2 separate regions of the Homo sapiens genome follow, and region 1 is linked to region 2. The links are chromatin loops, found by intact Hi-C in ENCODE. Cell type or tissue: heart right ventricle. All regions are shown on one strand. Each heading gives the region's core, and the rest is flanking DNA. Links, peaks and the distances in the headings are about the cores only.

The links. Hi-C counts contacts between places; a loop is a spot of excess contacts. Peaks named below come from ENCODE experiments on the same cell type or tissue, not always from the same donor. Only the 100,000 strongest peaks of a DNase experiment are listed, where the experiment ranks them.
Region 1: it touches region 2 in a loop (20-fold over the local background); 63 of 110 quality-filtered maps call a loop at or near these places.

Annotation. Positions count from the first base shown.
Region 1 is chr3:184,414,315-184,422,645 of GRCh38, forward strand. All of the region lies in intron 1 of LINC02054 (long intergenic non-protein coding RNA 2054), which reads left to right. Among named protein-coding and RNA genes, the nearest start is that of LINC02054, 17 kb to the left of the region's middle. RefSeq lists an enhancer at 1,965-2,466. In heart right ventricle, for the core only: a CTCF peak has its summit at 3,708 (motif pointing right); a DNase peak (open chromatin) is centred at 3,707.
Region 2 is chr3:184,509,276-184,517,606 of GRCh38, forward strand. All of the region lies in intron 6 of LINC01839 (long intergenic non-protein coding RNA 1839), which reads left to right. Among named protein-coding and RNA genes, the nearest start is that of LINC01839, 38 kb to the left of the region's middle. RefSeq lists enhancers at 4,322-4,822, 4,526-4,820. In heart right ventricle, for the core only: CTCF peaks have their summits at 4,651 (motif pointing left) and 4,850; a DNase peak (open chromatin) is centred at 4,636; H3K4me3 peaks cover 1,632 bases; H3K27ac peaks cover 1,629 bases; H3K27me3 peaks cover 4,723 bases.

The sequences.
Region 1 (8,331 bases), core at 153-8,152, 95 kb before region 2:
CCCCTATTAAATGGCAACGCTAGAACAATGCTTAGCTATCACCTTGCATGACCTTTAGTTCTTTCTCGCTGGGAAACTGTAATTGCTGAGCAGTTAGGAACCCTGAGATGACTGGGTTTGGTTTGGGTTAAAGCTCAATGCCGGTGTGGGGTGTGTGTGTGTGTGTGTGTGTGTGTGTGTGGCATGTGTGTGTATATGTGTGTGTGTGGCGTGTATGTGTGTGTGGGGTGTGTGTGGTGAGTGTGTGTTTGTGGCACGCGCGTGTATGTGTGGCATGTGTGTGGTGTGTGTGGCATGAGTGTGTGTGTGGCTTGTGGTATATGTGTGTGTGTGTGGCGTGTGTGTGTATGTGTGTGACGTGTGTATGTGTGTGGTGTGTGTGGCATGTGTGTTTGTGGCGCACATGTGTGTATGTGTGTGTGGCGTGTGTGTGGTGTGTGGGTATATGTATGTGTGTGTGTGGTGTGTGGGTATATGTATGTGTGTGTGGTGTGTGTGTATATGTGTGTGTGTGGCGTGTGTGTGGTGTGTGGGTATATGTATGTGTGTGTGTGGTGTGTGGGTATATGTATGTGCGTGTGGTGTATGTGTATATGTGTGTGTGTGTGTGTGTGTCTTCCTTCACACCTGCAGCCTTGAGCCTCTGCAGGGAATTTCCAGTTTATGTTGCCAGCAACTAGAAGGCAGACTCTTTTTTGTATTCTTTCCGGGGCATAAATTGCAGCTGGTGATGAAATGTATTCAATCTCTCTCACTACTAAATCACATCGGACCACACAGATACTTGGCCTAGGTAATCCTATTAGACCTAAACCAAAGGGGCAGGCTTTCCCCTAGATGGATCATGAAGACGCAAAACCGTGGGGTGGGCTGGCAGGGTCACCCGAAAGTGAGGAGCACTGCCATCTGTTTTCTCTTCCCTCTTAGTGATAACATGAAGGAATTGTCCCGAACAAGTGCATTTCCCTTCGGTAGGCCTCACTACCGAGGCTATTGATCAGCTTACTCTATTACCACATCAAAGGAAAATGCCATCATGGGTGGCTCCGGCAGAGCATTTGGGTTCTTGGTGATTTTGCTAAGAATCTCTGAGGAGAGGCAATGAAGGCTCTTAATTGCATATTTCCTGTGTACTCATCCTTCTTCTCCAAAACAAATGACATTAGCTTTCTTTTTTTTTTTTCTTTTTTTTTTTTGAGATGGGAGTCTCTCTCTGTCACCCAGGCTGGAGTGCTGTGGCACTATCTTGGCTCACTGCAACCTCCGCCCCCTGGGTTCAAGCAATTCTCCTGTCTCAGCCTCCCGAGTAGCTGGGACTACAGGCGCCTGCCACCATGCCCAGCTAATTTTTGTGTTTTTAGTAGAGACGGGGTTTTACCATATAGGTCAGGCTGCTCTCGAGTTCCTGACCTCAGGTGATCTGCCTGCCTTGGCCTCCCAAAGTGCTGGGATTATATGCGTGAGCCACCGAGCCTGGCCTAACTTTCTATTTCAACTGCACAGAACTACCCATACGTGTCAGCAGGGGCCTACTTTCCTTCACATTAGGTTTTCACAGTCTTTTCCCTCTGCCTGGAATACCTGCTCTGCCTTTTCTGCTCCAGCTAGGTTGGCATATTTGCAGGTTTCAAATCTGCCTGTCATATTCCATCCTCAGAGCCTTTACGATGACTGTTCCGTCTGCCTGGAATGTTCCGCCCTGACGTTTCCGCATGGCTTGCCCTTCATTTCATTCAATCTCCACATTTCCACTCAAATCCTACCTCTCAGCCATCACTGTCAATTGCCCTCCACCCGAAGACCACCAGGATCCCACCTATAGTGGAGCACTTGGGGTTTATGGCTGGTTGCAGTGAAGGGGAACGCACGCCATGGGGCACTGTGGGCGTATCAGTGAGGGGGTGTCAGAAAGAACTTGTAGGGTTTGGGCTTGTTTCTGTCTAGTTCCATCACAGCCACAGAGTGGCCTTGTCTGATGTTGATGTTCTGTGAAACTGTTTATGTTCAACAGGAGAGCACCATGGGCCTGCAGTGAGTGCCAGGCCAAGGTCTGGACAGCAAGAACTGCTTTACTCTTCTTCACCACTGAATCCTTAGTGCATAGAACAGCAGCTGCAGGGAGGGTGGCAGGTGTCGAATGAAAACGTATCGAATGAATCGATCAAGTCTGTCTGCCTGGCAAATTCTTACTCCACATTCAAGTGCCCAGCCAGAAGCCCCTCTTCTGGGTGCCGTCCCTGACTCTCCTGGGCGGACCCTGATCTGGGCCCGGGCTGTGCCTGCAGAGTCTCACTAGAGCGGCTCCTGTGAGTCATGTCAGGGGGCTCTGCAGCCAGTCTCCCCACTGTGCTGCGAATGCCTTGAAGGCAGAGACACATCCCTTCCCTTAGAAGCCCCAGTGCTAAATACAGAGCAGGTGCGCCATAACTTTAGTGTGACTGACAGACCAGCTGCAGGCCCAGCTCTGCTGTGTTTGAACTGTGCCTCTGGCAGGGGCTCCAGAATTCTGTGTGTGTTCCCTGAGAGTATAGGACCTGTGGGCCACTGGGTGGGAAATCATTAAACAGGAGAAGCCCAGGCCCCAGCAGCCAGAGGGTATGTTTGTGAGTTTGTGATTCTCTGGGACACCTTCAGGGCCTGAGGACTTTGGCCCCCATGTGAGGCCTCTGCAGTGTGACTCCATCTGGGCCTGGCTCCTCCTCAAAAAATGCCCCCAACCAGGAGCGGTGGCTCACGCATGTAATCCCAGCACTTTGGGAGGCCAAGGCGGGCGGATCACCTGAGGTCAGGAGTTTGAGACCAGCTTGGCCAACATGGTGAAATCCCACCTTTACTAAAAATACAAAAATTAGCCAGGCATAGTGGCACACGCCTGTAGTCCCAGCCACTCTGGAGGCTGAGACGGGAGAATCACTTGAACCCAGGAGGCAGAGATTGCAGCAAGCCAAGATCGCACCACCACATTCCAGCTTGGGTGACAGACTGACTCTGTCTCAAAAAAAAAAAAAAAAAAAAAAAAAGACCCCCATCCCTGTCGCCCAAGGCCCAGAGGAGGCTGATGGAAGCCCGCAGTTTCCAGGAAGGGCAGAGGAAGAGGCAGTAAGAGCCCAGGCACCTCCAAAACAGGGGCCATGGGCGGGGGGCGGAGAGGGAGGAGGGACCTGGTTATCTGGCTCTATTCTCACAGCAACCCCTTAAGGTATATACAACTATTATCTTTATTTTACAGATGAAGAAACAGAGGCACAAAGAGGTTAAGTAACTTGCCTAGAGATACACAGCTAACAAGTGGCAAGTGGGATTTGGACTCAGGTCTATCTAATCCTCAAACCCATGTCCTGGACCCCTACACAGACTGCCCTCCCTCAGTCCTCTGTGTGGCCTCAAGAAGGGTCTGGACATTCAAGTTTAAAAATCCATCCAAAGAATCTATGGACCCAGTGGTCTCTGGAGTCAATGTTCTGAGGCTCAGAAGGGCCAGGCAGGAGGGAGCCGCCTCTACACAGTCCTGAGCAGAGTGGGCTGTGTCCCGGCACAGCAGGGGAGATCATAGACAGAATTCTGCCCTGGGCCCTATTTAAGTAGGACCTTTAGGCTGCCGGTGTCATGACCACAGGTCCCAGGTCTGCACGATTGGCTGTGTGTGGAAAATCTTCACTCCTTGCGGCCTTGTCCTTGGCAGAGAGCACCGCTGCTTCCTCTGATGGCCACCAGGGGGAGGCGCTCCCCTGGGAACGGTTTGAAGGGGAGCCTCACCCCACACGTGCCTTCCGTGGTACCCAGCACCAGCTGCTACCCATGGTTACCCACAGGCCCAGCTCTGCTCTGAGGAGGGAGGAGTGGTGGCGATCAGGCCTTGTCTGCATCCCGTGGCTGCCCCTTTCTTTTCTTTCTTTCTTTCTTTTTCTTTTTTTTTTTTTTTTTGAGATGGAGTCTCACTCTGTTGCCCAGGCTAGAGTGCAATGGCACAGTCTCGGCTCACTGCAACCTCTGCCTCCCAGGTTCAAGCGATTCTCCTGCCTCAGCCTCCCAAGTAGCTGGGATTACAGGCATGCGCCACCACGCCCAGCTAATTTTTGTATTTTTAGTAGAGACGGGGTTTCACCATGTTGGCCAGGCTGGTCTTGAACTGCTGACCTCAGGTGATCCACCCACCTCGGCCTCCCGAAGTGCTGAGATTACAGGCGTGAGCCACCGCCCCCAGACGTGGCCTCCCCTTTCAAAGAATAACCCTCAGCGTGTGTGTGTGTGTGTGTGTGTGTGTGTGTGTGTGTGTGACTGGGGAACACACGGGCTCAGTCTGTTATCCTGAGAGGAAATTCATAGTGAAGCATAAAAGCCCCTGAGTGGGCTGGGGACAGTGGCTCACACCTGTAATCTCAGCACTTTGGGAGGCCAAGGTGGGCAAATCATTTGAGGTCAGGAATTCAAGACCAGCGTGGCCAACATGGTGAGACCCTGTCTCTACTAAAAATACAAAACTTAGCCAGGTGTAGTGGCGCATGCCTGTCGTCACAGCTACTTGGGAGGCTGAGGCAGGAGAATCGCTTGAACCTGGGAGATGGAGGCTGCAGTGAGCCAAGATCCCACCACTGCACTCCAGCATGGGCAACAGAGTGAGACTCCATCTTTAAAAAAAAAAAATGCCTATTGGATTTTAATGAAACCATCTCTCCTCTTTTACCTGAATGAAAGCAGACATGGGACTTTCTACAGGTACGGCAGCCTCACAATTCAGTGCTGGACTTCCAGCCAAGACGGCAGAGTGGGCTCACGCTGTGGCCTCCTCTCTCTGTTCCAAACACACAGCAATCAGGAATAAAATAGAAAAAATGATAAACAAAAGGACATAGTTGGGCCCCAACCAAAATGGCTATCTCTGTGTACCACAAGCAGATCAGAAATGCAAATTGGTGACTGGGGCCAGGGGCCTGCTGGCCTCGGGGTCTGGAAACAGCAGTAGCTGCCAGACACAGAGCTCCTGGTAAGGGAGTTAAAGTGCTCCATGCTACAAAGGGGCCAACAGCCAGGTGTCTGGAAGCCAGGGCTCGGGGAAGGTTCCCTCTGCTTGTGAAAAGAATCGGGGGTGGCGGGGATGGAGTGAGGAAGCCAGCTGTCCACAAATAGCTTGGGGCTTGAGTTGTGGGAAGATGAGGACAGACTCTTGACTAGATGCTGAGCCAAGCCACCCTCTGGCTACGTGCTTGTAGCTGTGGTGTCCTCATGCCACAACAGAGTAGAGCCCTGCAATGCTATTGTAAGACCTCAACTGGGCCTGAGGTCCTAGCTCAGGATAGTTAGAGACAGAGTGAAAAACAGATGTAAAAACAAGGTGGAAAACCCTCCAACTCACTGTAAAGTTGTAAGCCAAAATAGATGAGAAACAATGGTAAGAAAAACAGTCAACAAGGCCGGGCGTGGTGGCTCGTGCCTGTAATCCCAGCACTTTGGGAGGTGAAGGTGGGAGGATCACCTGGGGTCAGGAGTTCAAGACCAGCCTGGCCAACATAGTGAAATCCCATCTTTAGAAAAAAAAAAAAGCAAGAAAGAAAAGCAGTCAACAGAATCACCATGTGGAATATGAGTTCACTGCAGATTAAATTAATTTTGTGAAAGTCTTACAAAGAATTAAAAATGTTTAGGATGCCAAAAATGGCAAATGAAGGCTTAATATCCATTGGAAATTAACAAGACATAAATGAAGGCAGATCAAAATGAAACTAGAACAAGTAGATGTGAAAAGAATCAATTAGAAATCTTAGAAATAGAAAGTTTGTTCATTAAAAGAAAGCTCAGTAGACAGAATAAATGATGCAAAAAGAGAATTATTGAGTTAGAAGACATTACTTAGGAATTAACATGAATACAATACACAAAGATTAAAAAATATAAAAGCAGTTATGAGATATGAAGGACAGCTTGCATGAAGGGCTATGTATGTCTAATAGGAGTTTCAGAGGAAGAGAATAAAGGGAATGGCAGTGAAAAATACATGAGGAAATAGTAGCTGAGAAATTTCCTTGGGGAAATTGCAGAACATCAAGGGCAAAGAGAATAAAACCTTACCATGGACCTGAGAAAAAGACAGATTACTTAAAAAGTAATTTCTGGACCTCAGCAAAGACTGAGGCTGGGGATGAGGGGGTAGTATCTTCAAAGTGCCAATTGGATTTTTATGCCCAGCTAACTTACAGTGGAAATTTAAGACAAAAGGGGCGTTTCGATACATGTAAAGTGCAGCCCCTCATTTAAAGAATTATTATAGGTTATACACTTCAGGAAGAAAAATGAACCAGAAAAAAAGGGGAGAGCACATGAAACACTGTTAAGCATAGAAATAGATAAAACATGTTGATAAATTTAAATGAGTGTTGACTACAACAGAAACTCCTTTATTTTTTATTTATTTATTTTTGAGACCGAGTCTCTGTCACCCAGGCTGGTGTGCAGTTTTGTGATCTCGGCTCACTGCAACCTCTGCCTCCCGAGTTCAAGCAATTCTCATGCCTTGGCCTCCTGAGTGGCTGGGACAGGCCTGGCTAATTTTTGCTTTTTTTTTTTTTGTTTTTTTGAGACGATGTCTTGCTCTGTCTCCAGGCAGGAGTGCAGTGGTGCTATCTCGGCTCACTGCAACCTCCGCCTCCTGGGTTCAAGGAATTCTCCTGTCTCAGCCTCCCGAGTAGCTGGGACTATAGGCACGCACCACCATGCCCAGCTAATTTTTGTATTTTTAGTATAGACGGGGTTTCACCATGTTGGCCAGGATGGTCTCAAACTCCTGACCTCGTGATCCGCCCGCCTTGGCCTCCCAAAGTGCTGGCATTACAGGCGTGAGCCACAGTGCCTGGCCTAATTTTTGCATTTTTAGTAGAGATGGGGTTTCACCATGTTTGTCAGGCTGTTCTTGAACTTCTGACCTCAGGTGATCCACCCTCCTCGGCCTCCCAAAGTGCTGGGATTTACAGGCATGAGCCACCATGACTGGCCAAAAACTCATTTAAACTTCTCATTTTTATTAAAGATATACATATTCATGTTTTTTTAGAACTCAAATAACTCTGCAGGGCTTATGTGGGAGCCAGCTTCTGGTCTGGCCCCAGTGATCCTCACCTCCTGGTGCTCATGCCCTTGTGTCACACCTTTCCACAATGAATAGGGCTGATCTGTGTAACCGGTAGGGTGGTGCAGAAAATAATGGTGTGTGACATCTCAGCTTAAGTGATGACAGACATTGCAGCTTCCACCTGTTTATTATTGTTATTATTGTTATTATTTTTGAGATAGGATCTCACTCTGTCGCCCAGGCTGGAGTGCAGTGGCACAATCGTGGCTCACTGCAGCCTTGACCTCCTGGGTGCAAGCGATCCTCCTGCCTCAGCCACCTGAGTAGCTGGGACTAGAGGTATGTGTCACCACTCCCAGCATATTTTATTGTTGTTTCAATCAGTTATTGTTATTTCAATAGTAATAGAGAACTGATACACTCACTTATGAACATAAATACAAAAGTCATAAATAAAATATGAGCAAAATGAATTAACTAGCCTATTTTTAGAGTTTAATACTAGAATGTAAGAATGTTTAACTTAATTTATGAATACTACTCACCATATTAAAAAATTAAAGGAGAAAATATTGATCATCTTAATAGATGCAGAAAATTCATGTGATAAAAAATTATATCCATTCATGGTAAAACTTAACCAAATTTGGAATAAAAGGAAGCTTTTTGAACATGATAAGGGTTATCTACCAAAAATCACCAGCAAACAAACTCAAATGGCACAAATCTTTTTTTTTTTTTTTTTTTTGAGATGTAGTCTTGCTCTGTCGCCCAGGCTGGAGTGCAGTGGTGCCATCTCAGCTCACTGTAACTTTTGCCTCCTGGGTTCAAGTGATTCTCCTGCCTCAGCCTCCTGAGTAGCTGAGACCACAGGCACCCACCACCAAACCTGGCTAGTTTTTGTATTTTTAGTAGAGATGGGGTTTCACCACATTGGCCAGGCTGGTCTTGAACTCCTGACCTCAGGTGATCTGCCTGCCTTGGCCTTCTGAAGTGCTGGGATTACAGGTGTGAGCCACCACGCCCAGCCCAGAAGCATTCTTTTAAACTCAGGAGTAAAACAAGGATGGCTGTTCTCATCACGTCTTTTCCACATTGGAGAACCTAGCCTATGCAATAATATAAGAAAAATGGTATAAGAATTGGAAAGGAAGAAATCCAAATGTGGCTAACCTCAAAAACATAAAGTTGAGCAAAAAATCACTTTGTATCACTTTGTAAAATGACATACAGAATGTGATACATTTTATATATAGTTTGAAAACGTA
Region 2 (8,331 bases), core at 77-8,076:
CTGCATGGTTTCAGATCTCTGCCAGTCTCTGTAGGGAATGATGCTTATGCCAAGAGGGAGGGAAGCAGCTCTTTTATCCCTGGAGGGTGGTGGGGGGTACACAGGAACGTTCTTTGAGTTCTGCAGGATTCTACCTTTCTCCTCCACCCTCCACCCAGACGATCATCTTCCCAAAGCACGTTCGTGCTGCTGTGGTAGGCTGGGTTGGGGTCGGGTTGAGGATCAGCCTCCCAGAGTTTCTGAAACCCCAAAGTCACTTAGGCCCTAAGAGTGGGGAGACGAATGTGGATTGTAACAGGAGATACCTTTGTCCGGTAAAGTAAGTGTTCTCTTTGGTTCCATGCTGTTTCTTCTTACAATGGCTTGTATCAGGGATGCCCAGGGTATCAGTTGTCTCTGAACTGTGACTATTAACAAAGTTCAAATTCTTTGAACAGCCCCCACACAGTTCAGCAGGTACAGACCTTATGGGAGAGGAGGGGCCTTGTGGACATAGTTATTCTGTTTGGCTGTTCAGCATCTGAGCCTTGTTCCTCTATCTAAGGAATTCCCCATCTCATAAGCAGGTAGGAGGCAGAGCTCAGTTCTGCATAATACCCCACCATGGGCACCTTGTTACATTTTACCACTCCATTCTCCCCGCAATGGGCACTCAGGTGATCTTCAACTCCCTGCCACCATAAAAAACAAGCAGTGATAACATCTTCATATGTGCTCCCTATGGGTCCGCATGAGAACTTCCCTGGGGTATTATGCAGAGACTAGACGCCTTGAATTAGATGTCACACTGCAACGTGGTTGGGTGTTAAAAATATAAAAAGGAGGAAACAGAATAAGACCTATCATGTGGTAGCTTTCAAACAGGTTTTTTAAATGTATGCAAATAAATCAACAGTACACATTTGCAAGAACACATTCAAATAAAGTTGCCCATTAACATGGTAAAATAGCTACCTGTGGAGGAAGGGGAATGAGAATAGGGACTAGAGATAAAAGAGAAGTCAGTCAATACAATAATGAAATGGCTTTGTGCAACCCAAGAATAATTATACATCGTGGGTATAGAAACTGGAATAATTCAAACCCCTTCCACCCAGGCGAACAAATGAAACAAACAAAAACAACAGGTACATGATATGTACATAACATCTCGATTCTATAAGATGGAGTGTGAGAAATGGCCACATGAGACAAGGCAGGGAGAGACCCTGCCTGTGTTAGGAGAATCAGAGCAGGCTTAACAAAGAGGCATCATGTTTGAGTTAATGTAATGATCTAAGAACAGGCCTTTTCCAGGTGGCTCACATCGGAGAGGTCTACTCAAAGAGGAATTTGTCCACCCACTTATAGAGACCTTGGGACCAAATCCATATCTGATTACCACTGGGAAGCCCAGTCATCAGAGATGCCTTCATACATGGGTGGATGGTCATGGAGACAGGAAGATGGCCTCGAAGCTGGGCCCAGTGGCATGGGCTAGGTCATAGGCCATAGGGAGTGGCTGGTTATAAATTGCTCTCTGTATTATAATGCATTATTTAGTCCCCTTATAAAACTCAACTGTGGGTGAATAAAAGGAAGGATCTAAGTTCAGCCAGGAAAGAAGTGGTACCAAGGGGCATTAGAGATTCCCTGCCAACTGTTTCCAGTAATGGTAGACTAAGGGATAAATCACCATTACTTCTAAAGACAGCTACAAAAGTTAGAGGAGATATCAAACTATCTTCTTAATAGCACTGCAGGCCTCATTAATAGAGCCGAACAGGGAGGGGTAAGAGCCTAAACTGGTTACTTGGGATGTGTTCACTTCCTGGGAGAAGGCAGCTGACATGCCAAGGTCCTTGGGTGAGTGTGAGGGGTCATATTGCATTACATAGTGTCCTGGAGATGTGCAAGTCACTTGTACCCCACTGATATGTTTACCCTGGGCTGTCTGCCAATCCTCAGAACCATGTGAGGTGAGCAGGGTGAACAGTACTTTTGGGGGGCTCCCTAGAGCTGGAGGAACAGTTGGTGTCTACTGTTAGTAAAGAAGGAAACTTAGTATGAGCCCACTATGTGCTCTGAGTAGTGGCCCCAAAGGGCTGCATCTGGAAAAGGGGGTGGGTACTGGCCCTGTGGACATACAGAACAGCCTCAAGCCTTATTCCCGGACTGCTAGTTCCCTCAGGTGTTGGAAAAAAGGAAAAAAAAAATCCTCTTTGGAAGAGGATCCTAGATTTCAAATTAACTCTCAAAAGAGCCATTTCAAATAAATTGTCCAGAAAGCACAGAGGCACAAGAGCTACATGAGACAAAACACCACAAGTCAGAATCAACAGAAACTGTGGACCATAGAAATAGACCCACCGGATCCCAGATATTAGAATAACTCGATACAACCTGTAATGAAACCGTGCTTACTGTGTTCATGGAGATAAAAATTGAATTTAAAATTTTATGTAAGGATATAAAAATTTTGAAAGCAACGGTGAAGATTTTAAAAAGAACCATTTGATATTATAGAACTGAAAAGTATGATAACTCAATAAAGAACTCTATAGAAGAGTTAAGAGCTAATAATTGGTGGAAAGGAAGATAAGTCAGAAGAAACTATCCAGAATGAAGTCCAGAGAGGCATAAAGATGGAAAATACAGATAAGAAGATAAATAAAATAGAAGACACAGGGAGATAATCCAATATACGTTTAATTGGAGTTCTAGAAGAGAGGAGAGAGAGAATGGAGCAGAGGCAATATTTGAAGAGATAATGGCTGAGAATTTTCCAAAATTGATGAAATAACACAATCCACTGATTCAGGAAACCAAAGGAGAGATTCCTACAAGAACTAGGAAGCTTCAGGAACCAGGCATTTGTTAAAGCATAAATGTCTCCTGTGGAAGTTCCCTTTTCATGACAAGGGAAGAAAGCACTTGAGGGAGCCGGTGGGTTTCTTTGCAGAAGAGTTTTTGGTTTTGTTGTTTGCTTGTTTTTGAAGATAGGAGAGATTTGATTATGTTGAAAAGCTGAGAGAATAAACCAATTGAGAGGGAGAGGCTGAAGCCACAGGAGAGAGGAGGAGTAATTCATGAAGCATGAAGAAGTTTTTAGAGGGCACAGGGACCGAAACTATGAAAATAATAACAGCTATCCTTTACTGAGCATTACATGTCAGAGCTCTCTCAGGAAATTGGTCACACATTGATACTAATTCTTATAATCGTTAACGATGAGTATTTCTATTCAAATATCCTTATGTTAATTGATGTTCTAAAGAGAGAGAGAGAAAAAATCTTGGTCATATAGCTAGTAAGTGGTGGCAGTGGGATCAAAATCTGGTCTGACTTACTCCAAAGCCTGTGCCCTTTCCACTCTACCAGCTGCTTCCAGAGCTCCAGCTGGCCTCCTCTTTGTCTGAGATAGGATGCAAGGAAGAGAGGATGAGTGTGGAAGTGAAGATGTTTGGAGATATTGTAGAATACAGGAAGTTGAAGTAATTCAGGCTGGAGGCTAGGTCATTCCCAGGAAAATGTAAGGGATTCTACCTGCAGAGTTCGAAGGATGTGGGAATTCAACAGAGGAGCTACCAAGGAAGGGCCGACCAGGGGAGAGGGAGAGGAAAGTAGCCAAGGTGAGGCGAGCCAAGTGCCCAAACCATCAATGGCAGCATGTAGCGGTGCTCCAGAGGCAGAGAGAGGAGATCAAGAAACGTGGGGCGGAGAGGAGAGGGGAAGAGTTTGAGAAGAAACAGAATACGTCACAGTCTCAAAGCATCTCCCCCCAAATATTTATTAATTACAAAGGGAAAACTAGTCATTTTACAGTGGGGAAACCAGCAGACATCACTATAACAAAGTGATCTCAAAATATTGTTTATTAAAAGAGACAATGAGACGAAGCTCCTGGCAAGGAATAAGTGACTAAACCATGGCTGTTCTGTGGTCTTTGCAGTAATAACAATATCCTAAATGACCTGCGGCCAAAAGATCTCCCCACCTCATCCCACCTCAGTGCCAGGTTCATCTGTGCTAATGTATCACCGAGTCCTAAAGGATGACTGAGTCGTCCTTGGGTAACACGTGGTTAACGCGTGTGCATTTGACAGGGGTCTTCTGTAATAATGGGGTGATTCTCACGCGTGGGCGGGATTCAGGCACGGCAGCAGCATTGGGAGAAGTGCTTTGGGGCTGGGGTGAGAGGAGTTTGGGATCTCCACGGGTACTAGGTGCCCCCGCTGTCCTCTATGGTTGGGCTCTTGCGTGCGGCGGCAGATCCCGGGCGGCGCTTCGGCAGATCCTGGATGGCGCTTCGGCAGATCCTGGATGGCGCTTCGGCAGATCCCGGACGGCGCTTCGGCAGATCCTGGACGGCGCTTCGGCGGGGCTGGCCTCCCGCACACACTCGGGTCTCCAGAGTCGGGTGTGCGCGTTGGGGACGCTTCGTCCTGCAGTTGAACGCCCTGAAGCGGGAGAATCAGCGGCCTCCCCGACCCTGACTGCGCTGTAGGGTCTATGAGCTCCTCTGCAGCGCCCGACCTCCTTCGCCAGCAGCCCCAGCCCCCTGCGCAGAACCAGTCTACGCGGACGCCGGAGTCCCCCTGGGCTGCTGGAGAGCCCGAAAGCTCCCGGGGCCGTGTCTTCTGGGAAACGCGCCAATGCCCTCTAGTGGGCGAGCTTTGAACTTCCCTGAGGCCCTACACTGACCTGAGCAGGGGAATTAAATCTCCGGAGCGTCACCCGTGTCTTGCCGAGAGCGGGGCGCAGTGCAGCCCTGGAAGGGCGGAGAGAGTGAGGATGGTGCACACCCGAACCAGCTGGGTCGAGTCAGCCCCCTCCCAGGAGGGCGGCGTGGTCTCCTCCTGCCTCATCGTCCCCCTCCCCGTCCTTCACTCCTCCCAGCTAGAATTGGCACCATCCACTCTTCACTCTCCTTGAGCGAAAAGAAGGGAGACTTGAACACATCTATGCGCCAGGCAGCTTCACTTCTTCATCTGGAAGCTATTTCTAAAAAGGATTTGAAGTGATCACAAAGGCTTACAAGGGAACTAAAGAAAGATGGGGAAACAAAGACGCACGGGCTAGCACTGAAAATGTCTTAAGACCCTGAACGGTCACTAGACCCGGAGTAGAGATAGGACGTTAAACTTCCAAACCCTTAGAGCGTTAAGAAAGACGAGACCGGGAAAACTCCAACAGTCCTTCAGGAATCAGGAACAAAAGACCAAGGCAAGGGGAAGCAAAAGAGGAAGGGGCAGGGAAGCCATGGTAACTAAAAATAGAAAGGAAGGACAAAAGGAGAAACCACAGAACAGAGCAAAATTACTGCAGACGGATTAAACTCCCCTATTAAAAAAAAAAAAGTAAAAAGCCTAAAACGGCCTATCTACCTAGCTTCTAAGATACATAGCTGTAACAAAGTGACATTTAGAGTTTCAAAATAAAGAGGTCAGTGAGGATATACCAGGAAAGGGCTAACATCTGTACATCCCTCCAGTTGGGGGCCTAACTCTAAAATACAGCTCACTTCCACCCGTGTGTCTTCTTCGCCCCGGTGCCACTTCCTAAGGCACACCACAGTGACTTCCCACCTGTCCCATAGCTATAGCTTTCTAATTGGCGTCCTTAGCCCCCCTTGCCTTCCTCCCTACAAAGCACATATAATATTCTTTCAAAAACATAAATAAGAAGCTGGGCGTGGTGGCTCACGCCTGTAATCCTAGCACTTTGGGAGGCCAAGGTGGGTGGATCACCGGAGGTCAAGGGTTCGAGACTATCCTGGCGAACACGGTGAAACCCCATCTCCACCAAAAAATACAAAAAATTAGGTAAGTGTGGTGGCAGGCACCTGTAATCGCAGCTACTCGGGAGGCTGAGGCAGGAGAACCGCTTGAACCTGGGAGGTAGAGGTTGCAGTAAGCCAAGATCCTGCCACTGCACTCCAGCCTCGGCGACAGAGCCAGACTCCATCTCAAAAAAAAAAAAAAAAAAAAAAAAAAAAAGCATAAATCTGGCTAAAGTCCTTCAATGTCTTCTTATGGCATTTAGAGTCAAGTTCAACCTTTTTACTCTGGCCTACAGCCCCCACACCACCCCACTTTCTCTCACAACACCCTCTTCCCTTCTAGCTGCTGTCCCAGTGGCCTTCTTGCTGTTCTTCAAACCCACCCTGGCACACACTGTTCCCTCTGGCTGGAATGCCGTTCTTGGAGCTCTTCCTCTCCTTGCCTGGGTCCTAGCTTCAGGATCTCCCCTGGAGGAAATCCTTTCCTGGCCACTGTGTCTGGAGTGAGGCCCTTTGCCTAGCTACTCTTCATCACTGCTCTGTTTATTTCCTGCAGAGTACTTTTTACAGTCTGTGAATATCTTGTTTATTTATTTGCTTATTTATGTCTTCTCTAGTAGAATGTTTACTGCAGTCTTTTGGGTTCTTCTCCATGTATAATCATAGTATCTGCAGGTAAATATAACTTTTTCTGCTGTTAGAATTCGTTCTTATACTTTCTTTTTTCCCCAATAATGCAATTGAGCCTTTAAAACATGTTGAATAATAATGATCATGGTAAGCATCCCTTCTTTGTACTTTCCTAATTTAATGGAAATAGCTTGAGGGTTTCATGGTTTTAGTAAGAAAGATATTTGCTATTGACTTCTGGTAAATATTTTTCATCATATTTAAGAAATGTCTTTCTATTCCTACATTACTTTTACTTTTCCAATTTCTTCCTGGGTAACTGACCTATTTAAATTTTCAATCTCTTTTGATATCAGTTTATGTTTTTCTAGGAATTCAACAATTCCTAGATTTGTTGAAACAAATCTCTAGATTTTCAAGTTGGGTGCCCTAGGGTTGTATGTAATATTGTCTTATAATTATTTTTCTCTCTTTTTGTATCTGGCATTATATCACCCTCTTAATTTCTAATATTGCTTGCATTTGATTTCTTTCATTTGTTCCTAATGGTCGGCAGGGGATATCTATTTATCTTACAAAAATTAGATTTGGCATAAAACTACTGTATGATCCAGAAATTCTGCTCCTATGTATATATGCAAGAGAATTGAAAGCAGGAACTTCAACAGATATTTGTACACTCATGTTCATAGCAGCATTATTCACAGTAGTCAAAAGGTGAAAGCAATCTAAGAGTTCATCAGCAGATGAATAGATAAACAAAATGTGGTATAAACAGAGATAGAACATTATTCAGCCATAAAAAGAAATGAAATTTTGATATATGCTGTAACATGAGTATGTCTTTTTTTTTTTTTGAGACAGAGTCTTGCTCTGTCGCCAGGCTGGAGTGCAGTGGCGCAGGCTGGAGTGCAGTGGTGCGATCTCGGCTCACTGCAACCTCCACCTCCCGGGTTCAAGCGATTCTCCTGCCTCAGCCTCCTGAGTAGCTGGGACTACAGGCGCGTGCCACCACGCCCAGCTAATTTTTGAATTTTTAGTAGAGACGGGGTTTCACCATGTTGGCCAAGATGGTGTAACATGAATATATCTTAAACATTATGCTATGCGCAATTAACCAGACACAGAAGAACAACTATTGTATCACTGTAGAAAGTAAAATAGAGGTTACCACTGGTGGGCAGAGGGAGGAAGGGTGAGTTATTGTTTTAATGCATACAGAGTTTTTACTGGGAATCATAAAAAAGTTTTGGGTATAGATAATGGTGATGGTTATACAACATTGTGAATGTATTTAATGCCACTTAATTGTACATCTATGAAAGGTTAAAATGACAAATATGTATATTTTACCACCATAAAAAGTTAGATTTCGGATTTTTTTAAAAAATTCTTTCCATTTATTTTTGACACTTTCACTAGTTTTGGCATTTACTTTTGCTAATTACCATGACTGAAGTATTTGTTCCATTTTTAATTTTCTAAAATGAGTTCCATATTCCTTTAATTTCAGTTTTCTTTAACAATGAAGGCATTTAAGACTGTGATTTTTCCTTCGAATATGAGTTTAGCATACCAAAAAATAGGATTCATTGCTTTCTAGATAGTTTTTATTCCAATTTTGATTTATGTATTGATCCAGGGTTTTTTTATTCTAAGCAGTTAATAGTTTAGTGGTCATCTTTTTATTATTATTCTCTTATATTCTAAAATATTTATCAGAAAATACCCTGCAAAAATCTTCACTTTTTTGAATTTTTCAAGCTTTGTTTGTGGCCAAGTACATGACTGATGTCTATCTATCTGTCTATCCATCTATCTATCTATCTATCATATCTATCCATCTATATCTATCATCTACCAATGTGTTATTTACATAAGAAAAAAGCATCTTCTATATTTGCATGTTTCACAGTTCTATACACATCTATTAAATTGAG